Linked DNA regions of Homo sapiens: region 2 is linked to region 1. Evidence: chromatin loops called from intact Hi-C (ENCODE). Cell type or tissue: psoas muscle. All regions are shown on one strand. Each heading gives the region's core, and the rest is flanking DNA. Links, peaks and the distances in the headings are about the cores only.

The links. Peaks named below come from ENCODE experiments on the same cell type or tissue, not always from the same donor. Only the 100,000 strongest peaks of a DNase experiment are listed, where the experiment ranks them.
Region 2: a loop joins it to region 1, with 2.5 times the contacts of the local background. A loop is called at or near these places in 12 of 110 quality-filtered maps.

The regions. Positions count from the first base shown.
Region 1 is chr6:17,211,549-17,214,460 of GRCh38, forward strand. No RefSeq gene overlaps it. Among named protein-coding and RNA genes, the nearest start is that of RBM24, 68 kb to the right of the region's middle. In psoas muscle, for the core only: no CTCF peak of the experiment used is centred there; a DNase peak (open chromatin) is centred at 1,163; H3K4me3 peaks cover 1,607 bases; H3K27ac peaks cover 2,500 bases.
Region 2 is chr6:17,265,723-17,268,634 of GRCh38, forward strand. No RefSeq gene overlaps it. Among named protein-coding and RNA genes, the nearest start is that of RBM24, 14 kb to the right of the region's middle. In psoas muscle, for the core only: no CTCF peak of the experiment used is centred there; no DNase peak of the experiment used is centred there; H3K27ac peaks cover 699 bases.

The DNA.
Region 1 (2,912 bases), core at 199-2,698:
GCTAACACGGTGAAACCCTGTCTCTACTAAAAATACAAAAAATTAGCCAGGCGTGGTGGCGGGTGCCTGTAGTCCCAGCTACTCGAGAGGCTGAGGCAGGAGAATGGCATGAACCCAGGAGGCGGACCTTGCAGTGAGATCGGGCCACTGCACTCCAACCTGGGTAACAGAGTGAGACTCTGTCTAAAAAAAAAAAAAAAAAAAAAAAAAAAATTGTGCCACCTTGCTTTAGATGAAAGGACTTTTAGTTTCATTTTGATATAAGTCATAACTAGCGGCAAATTAAACCAAAGTGGGATTTCAGAAATCAAGTCTTTATTACTTAAAACTAAGAACTTGCCTTAAAGATTCAACAAGATCATGTTTTTTGTTTTATTTTGTTTTGTTTATTTGAGACAGAGTCTCACTCTGTCGCCCAGGCTGGAGTGCAGTGGCGCAATCTCGGCTCACTGCAACCCAGCTCACCGCAACCTCCTCCTCCCAGGTTCAAGCAATTGTTGTGCCTCAGCCTCCCAAGTAGTTGGGACTACAGGTGCACACCATCACACCCAGCTAATTTTTGAGACAGGGTTTCACCATGTTGGCCAGGCTGGTCTCAAACTCCTGACCTCAGGTGATCCACCCACCTCGGCCTCCTAAAGTGCTGGGATTACAGGTGTGAGCCACCGCGCCCAGCCAAGATAATGTTTTTGAAGCTTCAACTGGATAATGTATATGAAAGTGCTTTATAAATCATTTGTTGTTGGCACTATCCATAGCTATGTTCACTCGTTTGGTTTTAGACAAAAGAGAATCATCATCATATTTTTTAAAGACGATTTAACACCAGTAAAAATGTAGACTTATGCTCATGTAGACAGCTGCCTTGTGGGGTGTCTTTGTCCTTGACTAATGAATGTCCTCTCATAGCCTATGTCTGTTTCAATAGTGTGCAATCTGGTTATATGAGTCTTTTTTTTTTTTTAAGCACCAAAACCCAGCATTTAGGCCACGGGTTTCTTTATTGCCATCTAAGGAGTCCTGGCAGACTGGAGCCATTTTTCCCTCTGACAGACCTTTAAATGATTCTTCATGCATTTGTCACATAATTAAAATTAGATTACTTCAACTCCCTGCTGGCTGGCCTGAGTGGGGGCCCTTGTAAAGCCTCCAGCTGGCCCGGGGGCCTTTGAAAGGGGGAATACGGTCCAAACACACTCAGCCGCTGCTTTGCCCCACCCCCAGCCTGGAAGTCATTGTGCTCCTTGCCAGTTAGACAAGATTTACCCGGAGTTTATCAATGGCTGCTTATTTTCTAAGGGCCGGATTTTCCATTCTAAAGAACGTGGAGTCAGAGATCAGTATGTTTGTTCCTAAGGAGCTGCAGCCGGTCTGGTCCTCCGTTGCTCAGCACCCAGAGAGCTCACCTTTTAGAGGTTTGCCTTGTAGGTCAGCTGAAATGGATAGCCAGGGACAGCAGAATGATTGAGCAGCTGAGAGCATATACTGTAGTAAATATTTGCTGCCAAATAATTGTTTGTTTTCTCAGCCAAGGCAGAATTCAAAATCCCTTCTCTTTTCCCAAGGCCCTTCTCCTATAAACCTCTCCATCCTTCTGCCAACAGGACACTCTCTGGCTGGGTTTCTCTGGACAGCCTAAATTAGGGCTTCACACTGAGAGCTCCCATCACTGCAGACAGCACAAAGTGACACCTCGAAATATCTTCTCCAGCTGAATTTCCAACATCTGCCTTTTCTCTTTCTCAATTTCCTTAAAAATTTAAAGAAAGGACAGCCAGGCGCGGTGGCTCACACCTGTAATCCGAGTACTTTGGGAGGCCGAGGTGGGCGCATCACGAGGTCACGAGATCAAGATCATCCTGGCTAACATGGTGAAACCCCGTCTCTACTAAAAATACAAAAAAAAAAAAAAAAATTAGCCGGGCGTGGTGGTGGGTGCCTGTAGTCCCAGCTACTTGGGAGGCTGAGGCAGGAGAATGGCATGAACCTGGGAAGTGGAGGTTGTAGTGAGCAGAGATCGCATCATTGCACTCCAGCCTGGGTGACAGAGCGAGACTCTGTCTCAAAAAAAAAAAAAAAAATTTAAAGAAAGGACAAGTGAAGATTAGTGTTACTATCTGTCAAGGAATCTCAGCTCCCTCTGCTAAAAGAACAGCTCTCATCTTTCACTCTTGGCATTTTCTCTCTCTGGCCAAGTGCCTCCTTTACAATCTTTCCCTGGGTCATTTCAGTTCATCTTCCCTCTGCCTGCCTTTTACTCGTCCACTTTCTATTATATTGCACAGCCGCAAAAGAAAGGGTTTGAATTAAATCCGATGTGAGCTAGACTCCCCTGTTAGCAATTTATTAGTGCTGTGACCTTGAGCTAGTGACTTAACCTCTCTGAACTTTATTTCTTTACCCTAAAATTGGGCATAATAATGGCCACCTTACGTGACTGTAAGGAGGATCAGGAATAATGTAATTAATGCCTAGCCAATAATAAGTGCTTTAACCTGGCTTCTCAGCAGAGCAGAGGAATTACGCCCTTACGCTTAGTTATTAAACACTGCCTTCCCTATTTCTGTAAAGGCAGTTAATTTCTGTAACTTATTTATTATTAAATCCTTCACAATACGATGGATGTCCTTTAATCCACCATACAAAAGATAGCTATCACCATAATTACTTACAAAAGATAGCCATCACCGTAATTTCTGCGAAAATGCCTTAACTGCAACTGCTCTGGGGTGTGTGTGTGTGTGTGCGTGCACACGTGCCTAACACTATTTGCAACGTGCCAGGCCTCTGATCGGTGATAAGCACTTAGTATGGATTCTCTTATGTGAGGTGGCTTCTATCGTATCCCCATTTCACAATGAGGAAATCAGGCTTAGGGATCAAAACTTGCCTGAAGCCCCCCAGTTAGCAAC
Region 2 (2,912 bases), core at 249-2,748, 54 kb after region 1:
CCCATTTATCCAGTATATTGATGACATCATGCTAATTGGACCAACTGAGGAAGAAGTGGAGACCTTGGTATTACACATGGACTTCAGAAGGTAGGACATAAAACCTATGAATATTCAGGGTCCACCCACATCAGTAAAATTTTTAAGTATCCCCTCCAAAGTAAGGATGAATTATTGCATCTCCCACCTCCTACAACTAAGAAGAAACCATAATGCCTGGTGGGCCTCTTTGGGTCATAGAGGCAGATATTCTATGCCTAGGAATATTTCTCCCACCCATTTAACAGGTAAGATGAAAGCAACAAGCTTTCAGTGGGGTTGAAAGCAGGAAAGGACACAACATCAAGTCCAGGCTGTGATGCAAACAGTCTTATCACTTGGGCCATACACCCTGACAGCCCCTGTGTTATTACATTAGAGCTATCAGTGGTGGGAAAAGATACTATGTGGGGTTTATGGGAAGTCCTCCTAAGAGGACTTAGAGGATTACAACATACTGTAACCCTAGGGTTCCAGAGCACACTGATGCCAGTTGCAGCAGATATTAACACACCTTTCATAAAAAGGCCCTTGGCACACTCTTGGGTTCTGGTAGAGACAGAGGGCCTGGCCATGGGACACTAAATGACCAGGCAACCGTAATTCCACATCATGAGCTGGACTCTGTCAGAGCTACCAAGTTCTAAAGGTGAACAAGCCCAACAATTCATCACAAAGTGGAAGTGTTCCACCCAGAAGTGCACAAGCAGAACCAGAGGGCACAAGCAAGCTGTCCACACAGCTGCTGCAGACTCTATGTCCCCCTCCACCATGGAACGAGCACTTCTCCTTCAGCACACGGTGTCCAGTGGCTTAATCCTTTAGAACCAGCTGCCAGAAAAGGAAGAAGCCCCAGCCTGGTTCATAGTAGGCCAGCCTATTACATGGGGAAGCAAAAAATAGATGATATCTCCACTACAACCCCATTCGGAGGCAGCCTTGAAAGACAGCAGTGGCTGGGTGCGGTGGCTCACGCCTGTAATCCCAGCACTTTGGGAGGCCGAGGCGGGCGGATCACGAGGTCAGGAGATCGAGACCATCCTGGCTAAAACCGTGAAACCCCGTCTCTACTAAAAATACAAAAAATTAGCCGGGCGTAGTGGTGGGCGCCCGTAGTCCCAGCTACTTGGGAGGCTGAGGCAGGAGAATGGCGTGAGCCCGGGAGGTGGAGCTTGCAGTGAGCCGAGATCACGCCACTGCACTCCAGCCTGGGCGACAGAGCGAGACTCCGTCTCAAAAAAAAAAAAAAAAAAAAAAAAAAGACAGCAGTGGAGCGAAATCCTCCCATTGTATACAGCTCAGGCAGTGGACTAGGCTATCCACCTTTGTGCAGAAAAATAAGTGGTGCAAGGTAAGAATATATGTAGATAGGTGGCTGGCATCATTTGGTCATCTGGTCAGAGACTAGGAAGAAGAAAGACAGGAAGATCAGGAACCAACAAGTCGAGAGAAGAAGCATAAGGATAGAGATATAACACTGGGCACAAAGTGTGAAGATCTTTATAGCACATGTTAATGCCAATCAGAATATAACTGCCCCAAAATAGCTTGAATAGTTGATATTGACAGCTTCTGTCATCAGCCACACCAAGGCTGGCACAATGGGTACATAAACATGGTCACCGTATTAGTATGTTCTCACACTGCTATAAACAACGACCTGAGACTGGGTAGTTTACAAAGAAAAGAGGTTTAATTGACTCACAGTTCCACAGACTGTACAGGAGGCATGACTGGGGAGGCCTCAGGAAACTTAACAATCATGGCAGAAAGTGAAGGAGAAGCAAGAACATTTTTACATGGCTGGCAGGAGAGAAAGAGAGAGAGGAGGAGGAGGTGCTACACACTTTCAGATAACCAGATCTCATGAGAACTCTACGACAAGAACAGCAAGGGGGAAGTCCATACCCATGATTCAGTCACCTCCCACCAGGGAATTTAATCACCTCCAAAATTGGGAATTACAATTTGACATGAGATTTGGGTGGAGACACAGAGCCAAACCATATCAGTCACCATGGTAGCAGGGGTGGAGGCTACACACAGGCCTTACAGCTCTGACCAAGGCTGATATGATGACTAACCTGCCGGCAGCAAAGGCCACTGCTGGTTCCACAATCAATCCCCACTCCTCGATGGGACCAACCAGTCCCTTGGTAGCAAGTTGTCTACCTTCTATATTGGCCTCCTTTTACTCAGGAAGGAGCAGAGACTTTGACAAGTATAAATATCTTTTGGGGAGAGAGTTGGCCTTTTCTGCCCATAGGGAGCAGTATTGGCACCAGCACAGAACCTCGTATAACATTGCAATAAGCCAGGGGATCCACTTTATAATAAAGGGAGTATGAGATTGAACACGTGACCATAGAATCTACTGGTCATGTCATATACCTCACTACACAGAAGCTACTGGCCCGAGGACAGAATCATCTGTTGAACGCACAGCCCCCTTGCTGTTATTGTGGTAGAGCTCTCACAAGATCTGGTTGTTTGAAAATATGTAGCTTCTCCCCCTTCTCTCTCTCTCTCTCTCCTGGTGCTCTCAGAGGTGATGCCTGGCAAAACTGAGTCATCATCCTACAGAACACGGTGTATGCTTTCAGTCAATGACCCTTATGCCGTGATTTATAGCTCCACGTTTTTTTCTGATACCAAATGTGTGATGTCTTTTCCAAGACCAACAAGCAATTCTCCAACTCTGACACCAACTAGGTGTCCAATAATTTAATTAAATTCTGACACTAACTACCCACAGTTAGTGCAGACCCCACAGATTAAGGGCTCAGAGTCACAAGACTGGCCCTACTTCGGACACCAGCCTCAAGCAGGAGCCCGAGGCACCCCACACTGCTGCCCAGTTGACAACAAATTCA